Linked DNA regions of Homo sapiens: region 1 is linked to region 2. A link is an interaction called in ENCODE POLR2A ChIA-PET data of the cell type or tissue named here. Cell type or tissue: A673. All regions are shown on one strand. Links, peaks and the distances in the headings refer to the core of each region. The heading gives the core; the rest is flanking DNA.

The links. ChIA-PET counts read pairs that join two places held together with the same protein. Peaks named below come from ENCODE experiments on the same cell type or tissue, not always from the same donor. Only the 100,000 strongest peaks of a DNase experiment are listed, where the experiment ranks them.
Region 1: POLR2A ChIA-PET joins it to region 2 with 14 read pairs; 4 of 35 experiments call an interaction of 5 or more read pairs at or near these places.

Annotation. Positions count from the first base shown.
Region 1 is chr19:12,699,278-12,706,585 of GRCh38, reverse strand. TNPO2 (transportin 2) reads left to right here. Exons shown (of 26, transcript NM_001382241.1): 14 at 1-16; 15 at 219-390; 16 at 818-904; 17 at 987-1,094; 18 at 1,188-1,346; 19 at 2,785-2,872; 20 at 3,060-3,158; 21 at 3,668-3,763; 22 at 4,409-4,514; 23 at 4,735-4,834; 24 at 4,914-4,988; 25 at 5,133-5,260; 26 at 5,343-7,308. The coding sequence ends at 5,240. SNORD135 (small nucleolar RNA, C/D box 135) reads left to right here and starts at 2,915; the gene lies at 2,915-2,989. SNORD41 (small nucleolar RNA, C/D box 41) reads left to right here and starts at 68; the gene lies at 68-137. RefSeq lists enhancers at 2,533-3,141, 3,142-3,751, 4,362-4,971, 4,249-5,448. In A673, for the core only: no CTCF peak of the experiment used is centred there; a DNase peak (open chromatin) is centred at 3,305.
Region 2 is chr19:12,942,255-12,949,562 of GRCh38, reverse strand. CALR (calreticulin) reads right to left here. Exons shown (of 9, transcript NM_004343.4): 8 at 5,934-6,026; 9 at 5,074-5,850. The coding sequence ends at 5,650. It overlaps RAD23A (RAD23 nucleotide excision repair protein A), which reads right to left and starts at 3,701. Exons shown (of 9, transcript NM_005053.4): 1 at 3,543-3,701; 2 at 1,554-1,715; 3 at 1,205-1,386; 4 at 1,011-1,066; 5 at 750-877; 6 at 404-482; 7 at 155-288. The coding sequence starts at 3,614. RefSeq lists enhancers at 1,085-2,284, 3,600-3,819, 3,231-3,923 and silencers at 2,914-3,208, 3,180-3,239, 3,260-3,449, 3,460-3,539. In A673, for the core only: no CTCF peak of the experiment used is centred there; DNase peaks (open chromatin) are centred at 3,302 and 3,802; H3K4me3 peaks cover 1,892 bases; H3K27ac peaks cover 4,364 bases.

The sequences.
Region 1 (7,308 bases), core at 1,130-6,129, 240 kb after region 2:
AGGAGGCGGCCTGCAGGTGACCCTGGACCCCTGATCCCACAGCCCCCACTCTCCCCCGGCCACCCTCTGGGAAGTGATGACACCTGTGACTGTTGATGTGGAACTGATTTATCGCGTATTCGTACTGGCTGATCCTGAGTTGCCCTCCCCAACTGCCCATGGCCCAGTGTCACCTGCCATGGTCCACTGAGCCCCCGCTTCATCCTCCCTCCCACCAGTGCTTTTGCCACCCTGGAGGAAGAGGCCTGCACGGAGCTGGTGCCCTACCTCAGCTACATCCTGGACACCCTTGTCTTTGCCTTTGGGAAATACCAGCACAAGAACCTGCTCATCCTCTATGACGCCATTGGCACCCTGGCCGACTCTGTAGGCCACCACCTCAACCAGCCGGTGAGACCCCAGAGCGGCTCCCGCCTCCCGATCCCCGTGCCCCTGGGCATCCAGTGACCTGGTGGCAACCCCGTGTTGCACGCCAGGGACGTGGCCGTGACCTCGACAGGCAGACAGACAGACCCGGCCCCGCCCTCGCCCTGCTCCCAGTCTAGTGGGGGAGAAAGACAGTTATGAGACAGCGTGGTAAGTGCTGTGCTTCGGGAACCAGGAGGTGGTAACCCAGGCTCCCGGGGGGTGGGGTGGGGCGGGCGGTGCTTGGACAGGTGAGAAGAATGAAGGCCTCGAGGTCTGGCCAGATGGCAGGCCTTTCAGGGTCCCATGAGCCACGGTGAGGCGCTCAGGCCTCATCACTCGGGCAACAGGTACCTGAGTCACAGTCTGCCACCCCGACCCAGGGAGCGCCCATTTCGTGCTCCCTCTCCAGGAATACATCCAGAAGCTGATGCCCCCACTGATCCAGAAGTGGAATGAGCTCAAGGACGAAGACAAGGACCTCTTCCCCCTGCTGGAGGTGAGTGGGCTCCTGCCCCTCACCCGAAACCCATCCTGCCCACCCTGCCTGAGTTCTCCCCACCTGCCTTCCTCCCTGCCAGTGTCTGTCATCGGTGGCCACCGCCCTGCAGAGTGGCTTCCTGCCTTACTGTGAGCCCGTCTACCAGCGCTGTGTCACCCTGGTGCAGAAGACACTGGCTCAGGCCATGGTGAGCAACCCTAGGCCCGTCACCTGTGCTTCTGCATTGGCCTGCCTCGGGCCTGCTCCACTTACCCGTGCCCCTGTCGGCATCTGTGTCTAGATGTACACCCAGCACCCTGAGCAGTATGAGGCTCCCGACAAGGACTTCATGATCGTAGCACTGGATCTGCTCAGCGGCCTGGCCGAGGGCCTGGGTGGTCACGTGGAGCAGCTGGTGGCCCGCAGCAACATCATGACATTGCTGTTCCAGTGCATGCAGGTGGGTGGGGACCCTGGACAGTGATGACACCCAGCAGCCTGCGTGGGCTGCCCCTGGTGGGGAGTCAGGGCCTGGTTGTGCCCAAAGGAAATCAGGGAAAAGGTGCTGTTCTAATTATTTTAAAGAGTAATCCTGGAGGCCGAGGCAGGATTGCTTGAGCCCAGGAGTTTGAGACCAGCCTGGGCAACATAGTGAAACCCCAGTTCTAAAATTAAAAAAAAAAATTTTTTTTAAAGCAAACAGTATTGAAAATAGAAAATGTGAGGCCAGGTGCTCACGCCTATAATCCAGCACTTTGGGAGGCTGTGGCAGGTGAATCACTTGAGGTCAGGAGTTTGAGAGCAGCTTGGCCAACACGGTGAAATCCTGTCTCTACGAAAAATACAAAAATTAGCCAGGCATGGTGGTAGGCGCCTGTAATCCCAGCTACTTGGAAGGCTGAGGCAGGAGAATTGCTTGAACCCAGGAGGCAGAGGTTGCAGTGAGCTGAGATCATGCCACTGCACTCCAGCCTGGGCAATAAACTGAGACTCTGTCTTCAAAAAAAAAGAAAGAAAAGAAAATAGAAAATGTGAAAGCCCAAGTCCCTGCCCCAGCACAGTTGGCTCTCTGTATCTGTGGGTTCTACATCCCAAGATTCAAGTAACCTCAGATTGAAAATACTCAGAGGAAAAATTACATCTGTACTGAACGCATACAGAAGTTTGTTCTTGTTATTATTCCCTAAACAATACAGTATAACAACTATTCCCATACTGTTGACATTGTATTAGATATAAGTGATTTAGAGATGATGCTAAGTGTACAGGAGAATGTGCATAGGTGCATATGCAAACACTATGCCCCCCCCACCGCCCCCCACCTGTTTTTTGAGACAGAGTCTCACTCTGTCACCCAGGCTGGAGTGCAATGGTGTGATCTCGGCTCACTGCAACCTTCACCTCCAGGGTTCAAGCAGTTCTCCTGCCTTAGCCTCTCAAGAAGCTGGGACTACAGGCGTGTCCCACTATGCCTGGCTAATTTTATTGTATTTTTAGTAAAGACAGGGTTTTGCCATGTTGGCCAGGCTGGTCTCAAACTCCTGACCTCAAGTGATCTGCCTGCCTCGGCCTGCCAAAGTGCTGGAGATTACAGGCATGAACCACTGCGCCTGGCCCTAACACTGTGCCACTTTATATCAAGGACTTGCACATCCGTGGATTTTTATATCTGCAGGGACCTGGAAAGAATCCCCCACGGACACTGAGGGATGACCGTTGGGGCACTGCCATCTCCCATTTGCAGATGTGGGCTGGAGGCTAGGGAGGTTAAGGAACAGCTAGGAGCTCTAGAACTGGAAAGTGGCAGAGGCTGGACATGCACCAGGGACTGTGCCCCCTGAGCTGTCCTGGTTAGAAGGAGGGGAGCCTAGCCACACTGATCTTACTTGAATCCCCAGGACTCGATGCCTGAGGTCCGGCAGAGCTCCTTTGCCCTCCTGGGAGACCTCACCAAAGCCTGCTTCATCCATGTCAAGCCCTGTATCGGTACGACACTCGCCTTGTCCCTAACCCATGACCCCAGCCCCGGCCTCAAGTGATGGAGAGCAATACCCGGGGATGACTGTGACCACATTGGGATGTATTCGTACTGTCTGATGGGGCCTGCTGGACTAGGTCCTGCAGCTTACCCTGGCTGGCCCTCCTTCTCAGCACCCCTGTTTCTCCCCACCAGCCGAGTTCATGCCCATTCTGGGCACCAACCTGAACCCAGAGTTCATCTCCGTCTGCAACAACGCCACCTGGGCCATTGGTGAAATCTGCATGCAGATGGGTGAGTGCCCTGCAAGTGGCAACACGCGCCCCCCATTAGCCTGTTCTCAACCTGGGGGCGGGAGCCTAGCTCTGACTGACAGCTTCCTTCAAGGCAAGTCTCTTGGGGGTCGTCAGGGGTGGAGCCAAGCAGAAAGGTCATTTGTGATTGGCTTCTCTAAAGAGGAGGGATAGGAGGGCTGTTCTGATTGGACCGTTTTGTGTAGTTGGCTAAAAGACTCATTCGGATTGGTTGGGTGACTTTGGCTTTTTTTTTCCTTTGACTTGGGCAGCGTGTTGTCACCTTAGCGACTCCAGAGAAGCCTCTGTTGTTTGGAGGGTGTGGGTCTGTCCCTGGTTGGCCAGGGATTCTGGGTGGGGATTAGCCGGAGAAGGTCTTTTGTTTCCTCACTGGTAGTGGTTGGCCAGTCTCTAGTTGGAACTGGGGCGAGTAGTGAGTGAGGTGGGGCGGCCCCCTGGCCCCTGTGGGTGGCGGGGGCTGTGCAGGGCTCTGACTGGGTGCTCCCCCAGGGGCAGAGATGCAGCCTTATGTGCAGATGGTCCTCAACAACCTGGTGGAAATCATTAACCGACCCAACACACCCAAGACACTGCTGGAAAACACAGGTGGGCACCTGGCCCGGCTGCTGCCTGCACCCCTGCCTGCCTTCTGGAGGTGGGGTTCTGGGCTGGGAAGGGCATCAGAAAGAGCCTTGTCAAGGAACCAAGGAGGGTGTCTGGAAGTACCTGGAAGGGGTCACTGGGAGAAGCCCCAAGAAAGATGCAGCCTCAGGCTGGGTGCAGTGGCTCATGCCTGTAATCTCAGCACTTTGGGAGGCAGATCACCTGAAGTCAGGAGTTCGAGACCAGCCTGGCCAACATGGTGAAACCCCATCTCTACTAAAAAATACAAAAATTAGCCGGGGGTAATGGCACGTGCCTGCAATCCCAGCTACTCGGGAGGCTGAGGCAGGTTGCAATGAGCCAAGATCATGCCACTGCACTCCAGCCTGGGCAACAGAGCAAGACTCCATCTCAAAAACAAAACAAAACAAAAAAAAACAAAAAGGAAAGGGAAAGGAAAGAAAGAAAGATAGATGCAGAGAGACCTGGGAAGTGACTCAGGTGTGATGAGGAGGACCCCTGGCTGGGCCAAGCTTGGGGGACCAGGGTGGCTGCAGTAGCCATTCCCTTGGGGCTCATGGGGCGGGGCTTGGTGCCTTGTGCCAGAGGCCCCGCCACGTACCGTCCCGGGGCCGCTCGGGGTTGCAGGTCGCCTGACGAGTCCCTCTGCCATTCCAGCCATCACCATCGGCCGCTTGGGCTACGTGTGCCCCCAGGAGGTGGCACCCATGCTGCAGCAGTTCATCCGGCCTTGGTGTGTGTCCACGTGTCAAGCCTGCTGTGTGGTGGGCGGGACTGGCCCAACCCCCTCCCTCGCCTGTGCATTTCCAGCCCCATCTGCCTACTGACTCCCTGCCCTGCCCCACCCCCACAGATGCATGTCCCAGGCCCACTCACTGATCCCCAGTGACCCAGCCCTCCACAGATGCATGCCCAGCCTGCCCTCTGACCTCCAGCTGCTCACCTTCCCACAGGTGCACGTCCCTCAGGAACATCAGGGACAACGAGGAGAAGGACTCAGCCTTCCGCGGCATCTGCATGATGATCGGTGTCAACCCGGGGGGCGTTGTGCAGGTTGGGGCAGCTGGGCTCTGAGGGCAGGCGCGGGCGCTGGGCTCGGGCGGCCCCTCACCTGGGATCCGTCACGTTTCAGGACTTTATTTTCTTCTGCGATGCTGTAGCCTCCTGGGTGAGCCCGAAGGATGACCTTCGGGACATGTTTTATAAGGTGAGGCTCTGTCTGGGCCCTGATCTAGTTCCGGGAGCAGGCAGGGGTGAGACCATCTGGTAACAATGGGGCCTGGGGATGGGGGAAGAGGCGCACTCCCCTTGTTCTGCCCCTGCCTACCCCTCACCACCACCCTCCCCACAGATTCTCCACGGCTTCAAAGACCAAGTTGGGGAAGATAACTGGCAGCAGTTCTCTGAGCAATTCCCGCCGCTGCTCAAGGAGAGGCTGGCGGCTTTCTATGGGGTCTAGGTGATCATGGAGACTGCCAGGTAAGGAGACTGCAGCTGGCAAGTCAGCACTGTCTTGGGGGCCGAAAGGTCCCAGGCCATGACCTTCCTCCTCCCCCTGCAGGTTTCTGTCTGCGTCGTCGTCGGAGGGATTACTGGGGAGTGCGCTGCATCCGGAAGTCGCTGTGCCCTGGTTGAGGGGGGTTAGGGAGGAGTGAGTGGGACTCAAATCCAGATGCCTTCCCCGTCCGTCCGTCCGTCCGTCCATCCGTCCACTTGCCCTCCTGGCAGGTGGGTGGGGCCACCATGCTCATCCTACAAACGGGGAGGTGGGGGGGACTTCTGGTGGGCAAGGGCCCCTGGGCTCTAATAGGGTCATCTCTGGCAGCCCACTTGGGCCAGCTACGTGGGAGGGAGGAATTACACAGCTGACCGAATCCGGCTTCGGATGAGGTGAGGGAGGAGCAGGTCAGGAGGGGGGCCCTCGTAGGGACGCGTACACTCACACGGACACACATGGCCACACGCATGTGCGGGTGCCATAACCGGCGAGGCTGGGCCAGCCGCTCCACCATTTCCCCGACTGCATGGAGACAGTAGAATTAGTGAACCCCTGAGTTAACCCGTAAGGCCTTCCGTGTAACCTGCATCTAGAGTTTAAGAAGCTTCTGCTGTTTTGCCGGAATTGGCGGTGACTGGGGAGGGCTGGGTGGGTGGGGGGCCTCAGGCGGGATCTCGGGGCGGGGGGAGGAGGATGGTGACCTTGGGAGTCGCCCTGTCAGCACGCACATGCTTGGGACCCACTCCACACACTCCCTGCCAGCTTTGTTGCAGCCTCAGCTGGTGGTGTCTCCGTCCTTATCCTAGCCTAGCTCGCAGGGTGAGAACCACTGGAGTGGCTGGGGCTGGCCAGAGGTCACCGTTTCTCCTTCCTGTGTGCTCCAGTGGCTTTTGAAGACACTGGGTTGGGACCTTTTTCCTGAAGAGAGCTGGGTGTAGCCAGAGCTACTGGCACCTACCCCGAGCATCTCTCTCTGTAAGCAGCTTCAGGGGCAGTCCGTTTCTCTGTGCTTCTGAAACCCCCTTCTCACGTTTCAGGCCCCAGTTTTAACTCAAGGCCTGGGGCAGGGGCGTTTAATTGATGATGACAGAGGACACAGGTTTTTGCCAGCAAAAAGGAAAACCAAGGCTTGGTGGAAGGGAAAGGTGGTGTGTCCCCTGTTCCCTATTCCATCTCCCTGGGACTTCCTGCTCATCATAGTACCCAGTGAGCCCAGAGATCCTACTAGACTGGGTCAGCAATTCTAGAGAACCTTCCGGAATAGTCTGGGAACATGGTCAAGGTGGAAGGGGCTCCCCTAGAGAGGGTGGGGGTGTAGTTACTTCCCAGTTGGCCAGAAAACTGGGCCTTGCAGACCCCCTTAGCATTTTTTCCCTTTTTTTCCTTCCCTGCTTTCTACTTCTTTGGGGAGCCCCTTGTGTTTTGGAGTCTGACTGGAGTCTCGCATCCTGGGGCCTGCTCCATCCATCCCTCCTGGGCGCCAGACCCTCCATCCAAGCCCTGTGTCTTTCCATAGTCAGGGTCAGGCCCTGCATCTATTCCAAGGGGCACTCAGTACACATTCCATAAATTAGCTGGGTGTCCCTGCACGCCCACCCCATGAAACTCGAGCAGGTCTCTGGAAGCCATTTGTTAAAAAAAAAAAAAAAAGTTTTAAAAATACCTTTTAATTTTCTGGTAATTCCAGTTCTTTGAAGCATCCTCTGCTGGGTCTTGGGGTGTGTGGATGGATTGGCTGTCTGATGGGATTGGTAACCCCTCGCTACTCAAGATGGGGGGATACAAACACCTTCAGGGAAGGGGAGCCTGGTTCTTCTCGTTTTCCTTTTTTTTTTTTTTTTTAAAAAAAAACTATTTAATTTTTTAATTTATTTTTGGTTGTTTTTTGCACAATGAAGTTTCAGCTTCTCAACCTTCTCCCCTACCCAGGGCTGTGGACCCAGACTGGCCTTGAGCCACAGTCCCTCTTTCCCTCCTCACCCTCTTCCCCCTGCGGGCTCCCGGGTCTGTCCATTTGTTACTGTGCTGT
Region 2 (7,308 bases), core at 1,448-6,447:
GTCACCAGGTCACAGGAAGCACAGGGGCGTGGGGGAAGCATGTGCTTAGTCCTGCTTTCCGGACCTAGAACGATTCCTACGTGTTATGGACTCTGGTGCCCACAGGGAAGGGAAATGGTGGCTGCCCTAGCTCCCTCTGCCCTTGGGACCACACCTGTAAAAGCTGAGGGTTCTCCTGGCCCAGCTGCTGGAGCAGGGCGGGCAGCAGCGCAGGGTTCTGCTGAATCACCTGCCGCATGTTCTGGAACTGGGGCTGGTCCCGCAGGAACTCCAGGGGGTTCTCTCCTGCTGGTAGTAGGAAGGGGTGCAGTCAGACACCACGCCGGGCTCCTAGGAGCACTGCGGGGTGGAGTGTAATGTGAGTCAGGTACCTGGAGGGCAGATGCGGCATGTGCACACCCACCTGCTTCCGTGGCCGGCTGCTCCGATACCTGGCTCTCCTGGACAGAACCGTGTTCCGGCTCGGGGCTCCCAGGAATTCCCTGTCAGGGGTCCTGTTTAGTTCTAATGCACAGACCTCCTGCTGCCACCCTCCTCCATGCCCTGGCAGGACACAGATGAGGCCTCGGCCCTGCCCTCCAGAGGCCCACCCATCACTCACATCCAGCCTCCTGTGGGAAGCCTTTAGTGGCTAGAATCACTACCCAAAGGCTTTTCAGGGCAGGTTTTGCCTTCCCAACCGCCCATCAGGGCAGTGACGCCCGGGTACTCCCTCAAGGCCTCCCCGGGAGGCGGAAGCCCCACCTCACCGTGAGCAGATACTCCACGGCTCGGTGGGGGTTGTTGTAGCTGGCTCTCAGGGCGGCCACGACCCGCTCTCGCTCATAGCCCATGGACATGATCTCCGTCAGCATCGTCTCATACTCAGAGCCCGTCACTGTGGAGGAAGCAGCAAAGCCTAGGTCACCAGGAAGAGGAAAGGGCAGCTCCCAGGCCCTCCCGCACCCAGACAAGGCCCAGCTGATGGCTGGGGCACCCAGTCACCTCTGCCCTGGGGACCACCCACCCACCTAGCGTGGAGGCCGCGTCTTCCTCTCGCCCGCTGCTACCTGAAGAGGGAACAGAGCTGCAAATTCAAGAGAGAGAAATCGGACCCTGGCTTCTGGCGGCTTGCCCTCCCTCCAGGTGTGTGGGACCACTTATGTGGACGCTGGAATGTGCTAGGAGGACAGGGCCCAAGCTGGGACTGCTGCCCCCGCCTTACCCTGACACAGACTCTGGGGACGTCGTGGGGGCGGATTCCTCTGATGGGCTCTTGTCCTCTCTGGCGGCAGGTGGGGGATGGGACATGCCTGAGGTGGGGGCAGGCGGGAAGGATGTAGAGGACTCTGGGGCAGCTGTGGGTGAGGCCTCTGGGGGTGCTGAGGTACCCTGGCCGGCTTTGGTCTGCAACAGCAAGAAAAAGGGAGCTGGCATCAGCAACCCTATCAGACCCAACAACCCGCTCCGCTGTGGCCCCGCCCTGTTCACAGCTAATCTCTCCTGGGCACACAGGCTCTTTGCCAGCTCCCCAGCTCGTCCACCCACCCTCCCAGCCAGCACACGTCACCCACCTTGGTCACCATGACGACCACAAAGTTCTTCTCATCGATGCGATAGTCCCTGATAGGGACATCGTCACTCAAGATCTTGCCGGCATAGATGAGTTTCTGTCCAGCCACGGGGAAGGCATCACGACCCTTCTCAGCTTCTATCTTCTCCTTTAGCACCTTCACCTAGAGGGAGTGGTACAGACAGTCACTGGAGACCCCAAGATTCTCTTTTCCCTTCTAGTTTAGGACAGAGAAACTGCCAGCCCTGATGGCAGAAAGGCAAGCACGCTGGGTTTTTTAAGCTTTCTCAGCATCTAAAGCATGCTAGATTTGAATTCATTCAATCATCATGCCATTCAACACAGTATTTACTTATACTAAACACCCATTATGTGCCAGGTGCTGTTTTAGACACAGAGGCCACAGCACAGAACAAACTCAACACAAGTAAGTCCCTGCTCTCAATGAGAGAACACTAATGTGAAGAAAATGTAATTTCGGGTAGTATAAAGTATAATTAACAGAATAAAGGGGACAGTCCCCCACTCTACACTCTACCTTGGACAATAAGTGACTAATAGTTAATAGTGATATTTTTTAATTTTAAGAGGCAGGATCTCGCTGCCGCCCATGCTGGATTGATGTGGCACGATCATCGCTGACTGCAGCCTCAAACTCCTGGGCTCAACTGGTACTCTTGTCCAGCCTTGGGAGTAGCTAGGACTAAAGGTACACACCACCACTCCAGACTAATTAAAAATAATTTTTTTTTGTAGATAAGAGTCTCCCTATGTTAGACTGGCTGGTCTCAAACTCCTGGCCTCAAGCAATCCTCCTGCCTCTGCCTCCCAAATCATCAGGATTAGAGGCATGAGCCACCGTGCCTGGCCAATAGTGCTACTGTAAATGTATATGTGTCATACCTTTTAAGTTTCCTATGAAATACGTTTAATTGGTCTCATTTTATTTATTGATTTTTGTTTCTTTTTTTTGTAGAGAACGGGGTCTCACTGTGTTGCCAGGATGATCTCGAATTCCTAGGCTCAAGGGCTCCTCTTCCCTCTGCCTCCCTAAGTGCTGGGATTACAGGCGGAAGCCAGCAGGCGACCGGTTCATTTGATATTTGAGAAAACGGAGGCACAGACAGGTAGGCAGGTTAACTTGCCCAAAGCCAAACACTTGAGCGGATCAAAAAATGTGTGTTTCCTTTTCTACAAAAAGTGGACTTCAATGTCTCCCTCACTATGCAAAAAGCGCCAAGTACCCAATAGACATTCAGTATGTTTGAATTAGGTCCTAATTCTACTTTTGACTAAAAAGGCAGCATAATATTTATATCGTGGACGCTCACACGAGGCAGAACCGAATTTGAATCCCAGCTCTGCCATTACTTGTGTGTGACTGTGGCAAAGTTCCTCAATCCCTAGGTTTCCACATCTGTAAAATGATCAGAGGTCCCCAATGACAAGCCCGTTTTGCAGAGCGGTAAAACAACACTACAACACTCGGTGACTGATAAAAAGTAAACGGCCAACAAACACGGACCACCAAAATTATAAAGACTGAGACCCGTTTATTATCATTAACATCGTTGTTGTCGTCACTACTCAGTATCTCCTGGTCATTACTCCTAGATTCGACCACCAGTGTCCCAAGGAGACGCCTGCAAAGCTGGGAACGTGGAGCCCAGTCTTGGAGAGCTTGGCCTGCCCAGGAATCCGAGCTTGTGACTCCCGCGCCCCGCGAGAGCGCTGACATTGGAGCCGGGGCCTGGCCAGCGCCCCGGGGGTGGGGCCTCGCCCGGAGACCGGCGCAGGAGCGCCGCCCGATCGGCTGGGGGCTGGGCCAAAGACCATCGGGGGGTCCAGGAAAGTCGGGCAGGTCGGGGGTCTGGGCAGGGCCGACCCGCGCCGTCCTCCCTGCCCCTCCCGTTGGGATTCTAGCCTCCCCGCCCCCACCCCACCCCCGAAACCCGTCGCTCCCGCCCCCGGGCTCCGGCCCGGCCCGCACCGTCTCGTCAGGCTCCATGCGGATCTTGAAGGTCTGCTGCTGCAGCGTTTTGAGCGTGATGGTGACGGCCATGGCGGGGCCCGAGCGACGCGGCGGCCCCGGGATCCTCACACAACATGCAACTCACGCCGCCGCCATCTTAGCGCCCAGGCGCGCCGCGCCGCGCGCCGACCACTTCCGGGGCAGGCAATGCGCGCGCTGACCACCGGCGCACGTGACCTGCGCACTCCCTCCTTGGCCTTTGTGGGCATGCGCACGAGCGCGTTCTCGAGCGAGGCACGCGCAGACTAAACTCCGCGCTGTGGGCGGGGCTTCTTGCTCGGCCCGCACACGTGGTCTCCTGAGTGACGCCATGCCCGTTATCGGTGACGTCACGGGGCTGCAAAGTGACTCTGGTGTCCCCACTCTCACGCTCAAATGAATTTTTAACAAAGTTTTTATGTACCTGTACTGGTTACAGACATTTGTATTTCTTCTGTAAAAACCTCATTTTGCCTCTTCCAAATGAGAATTTTTTCTTTCAAACAGTCTCTGTCACCCAGGCTGGAGTGCAGTGGCGCGATCTCGGCTCACTGCAGCTTCCGCCTTCCGGGTTCATGCAATTCTCCTGCCTCAGCCTCCCGAGTAACTGGGATTACAGGCACCCCCCACCACGCCCGGATAATTTTTTGTATTGGGTTTCACCGTGTTGGCCAGGCTGGTCTCAAAACTCCTGACCTCAGGTGATCCACCCGCCTCGGCCTCCCAAAGTGCTGGGATTACAGGCGTGAACCACCGTACCCGGCCCCCAAATGAGTTTTATTCTGGTCTGGGTATCCTGGCAGGAACCCTTGTAGAGCAGTCAAAGTGAAAGTTACTCAAAACTAGAAATACCTGAAAGGCCACCAAGCACAGAAAAAAAACCTTAAGTTGGAAGCGGGGGCAAGGTGCCATTTTGTAGCCTCATTCATTCTTTAGGGATCTGGAGTTTTGGAATGAACCTACAATTTTCATTCTTGGGTCTCCGGGCAGGAGTACTTTGTTGTACTATACCTAATCTGACCCCAGAAGTATTTAAAGATGTTAACTTTCAAAGCCTCACTACATTAAATACAGAATTCTCCCTTGGATCTACCAGTCCTGGAGGCATCCCAGAGGGGTTGGGCTGAGCCACAGGACCCCAAAGGAATAGAAGCATGAAAAAGGCCAGTTTAAGGGGCAGGGTGAACCAGATTGAGCCACTGTACGCCAGCCTGGACAACAGAGCGAGAGTCTATCTTAAAAATAAATAAATAAGCAGAACCAAAACTTACCAGTTAGGTTCAAGGATTCAGTAAGTTAGTATGTGGAGTATTTACAGCAGCAACAGCCATTCCCCCGTTGGTTTTGAGGGTTATGGGGTAAATAAGGGTCCCTGGAATCTTGTGGAACACTCAGCAACCTCTCTAGCAATAGCTGAAAAAGGAGATATACTGGAAACCCCCCCCCCCCCCAAAAAGACCACTGCTGGGTTTCCTTAAGTCTGTCTTTCCCCAGAAGGAGACACAGGAGGGAGACACAAAATTTAATTTAATAGAAATTTTGTTTGTAGTTCTTACATTCTCAGTGTGAGCCAATCTGGGACCCACTGCCCCACCCAGAAGTGGCCCAGTCCTGGGGGCAGGGGAGAAAGGGAGGGGTGAAATGAGAAGAGCCCCGTTCTTCCTCAGTGCTGGGGGGTTGGAGACACCACCCCCTTCTGCTGCCCTCCTCTGGGCTCCAGGAAGGAGAGCAGATGAAATCTCAGGCCTGTGGCTTCTCCACACCACTGCCCCCCAGGTTGGAGGGGAGCTAAGAGATGAGAGAAGGGGACAGAGGCAAGAAAAGATGTTGATCAAGAAAGATGAGAACCAGGGGTGAGGGCTGAAGGAGAATCAAAGATAAAATACCAGTTTAAAAAAAAAAAAAAAAAAGGGCGGGGAGGGGGTGGGGGAGAGTGGAGGAGGGGAACAAAACCAAAATCCACCCCAAATCCGAACCAGCCTGGAAAAAAATGAAAGTTCTCGAGTCTCACAGAGACATTATTTGGCGCGGCCAGCTCTGCGGCAGGAGCGCTCAGGCCTCAGTCCAGCCCTGGAGGCAGGCCTCTCTACAGCTCGTCCTTGGCCTGGCCGGGGACATCTTCCTCCTCATCTTCCTCCTTGTCCTCCTCATCCTCCTCATCCTCATCTTTGTCCTCATCATCCTCCTTGTCCTCTGCCTCCTCCTCCTCTTTGCGTTTCTTGTCTTCTTCCTCCTCCTTAAGCCTCTGCTCCTCGTCCTGTTTGTCCTTCATTTGTTTCTCTGCTGCCTGCAGGCAGAGCACACACCTCAGGGCCTTGCCCCCTGCCAGCCCTGCCCGCCCCCGACATCAGGACCAGGACCAGGCCTCACCTTTGTTACGCCCCACGTCTCGTTGCCAAACTCCTCAGCGTATGCCTCATCGTTGGTGATGAGGAAGTTGTCAAAGATGGTGCCAGACTTGACCTGGAGGATGAATGGGAAGGATGGTCAGAGGTGATACCCGATAGCCCTTGCTTTGGACAGGGTTTCCACCTGTGTTCCTATAACCACTATATTCTGCTGCCTGCATCTGCAGAGAAGACAAGGAACACCGCTGACACTGCAGTTAAAAAGATGGAGAGGCCAGGTGAGGTGGATCACGCCTGTAATCCTCGCCCAGAGGCCAAGGTGGGCGGATCACGAGGTCAGGAGATCGAGACCACCCTGGCTAACACGGTGAAACCCCGTCTCTACTAAAAATACAAAAAATCAGCCAGGCGTGGTGGCAAGTGCCTGTAGTCCCAGCTATTTGGGAGGCTGAGACAGGAGAATGATGTGAACCCAGGAGGCGGAGCTTGCAGTGAGCCAAGATCGTGCCACTGCACTCCAGCCTGGGTGACAGAGTGAGACTCCATCTCCAAAAAAAAAAAAAAAAAAAAAAAAGATGGAAAGATGGAGAGACAGCCAGGGACGGGACGGGCTCATGCCTGTAATCCCAGCACTTTGGGAGGTCATGGCGAACGGATCACTTGAGGCCAGGAGTTCGAGACCAACCTGGGCAACATAGTGAAACTCTGTCTCTACTAAAAAAAATTAGCCCGGGGTCTGTGATGGCGCATCCCTGTAATCCCAGCTACTCAGGAGGCCGAGGCAGGAGAATCGCTTGAATCTGGGATGCAGAGGTTGTGGTGAGCCGCCGAGATTGCATCATTGCACTCCAGCCTGGGCAACAAGAGTGAAATTCCATCTCAAAAAAAAAAAAGCCCAGCGTCGTGGCGCATGCCTGTAATTCCAGCTGCTCGAGAGGATGAGGCATGAGAATCACTTGAACCTGGAAGGCAGAGGCTGCAGTGAGCCGAGATCAAGCCACTGCACTCCAACCTGGGTGACAGAGCAAGACTCTGTCTTAAAAAAAAAAAAAAAAAAAGATGGAGAGACTCAGGTGCTGTACTGCCCAGGTTCAAACCCCAGCTTTGTGGTTTCCTACCCCCATGACCTTGGGCCACTGACTTCAGTTCTCTGCACCTGTTTCTTGTTTCTCACTCTCTTATTCAGGTATTTTTCAGGTACCTACTACATGCCAGAACTGTCTTGGGCACAGAAGGTATTTCAGTGACCAAAACAGACAAAAATTCAGTCCCAGCATTTTTTTTTTTTTTTGGGACAGAGTCTCGCTATCACCCAGGCTGGAGTGCAATGGCATGATCTCAGCTCACTGCAAGCTCCGCCTCCCGGGTTCACGTCATCCTTTTGCCTCAGCCTCCCG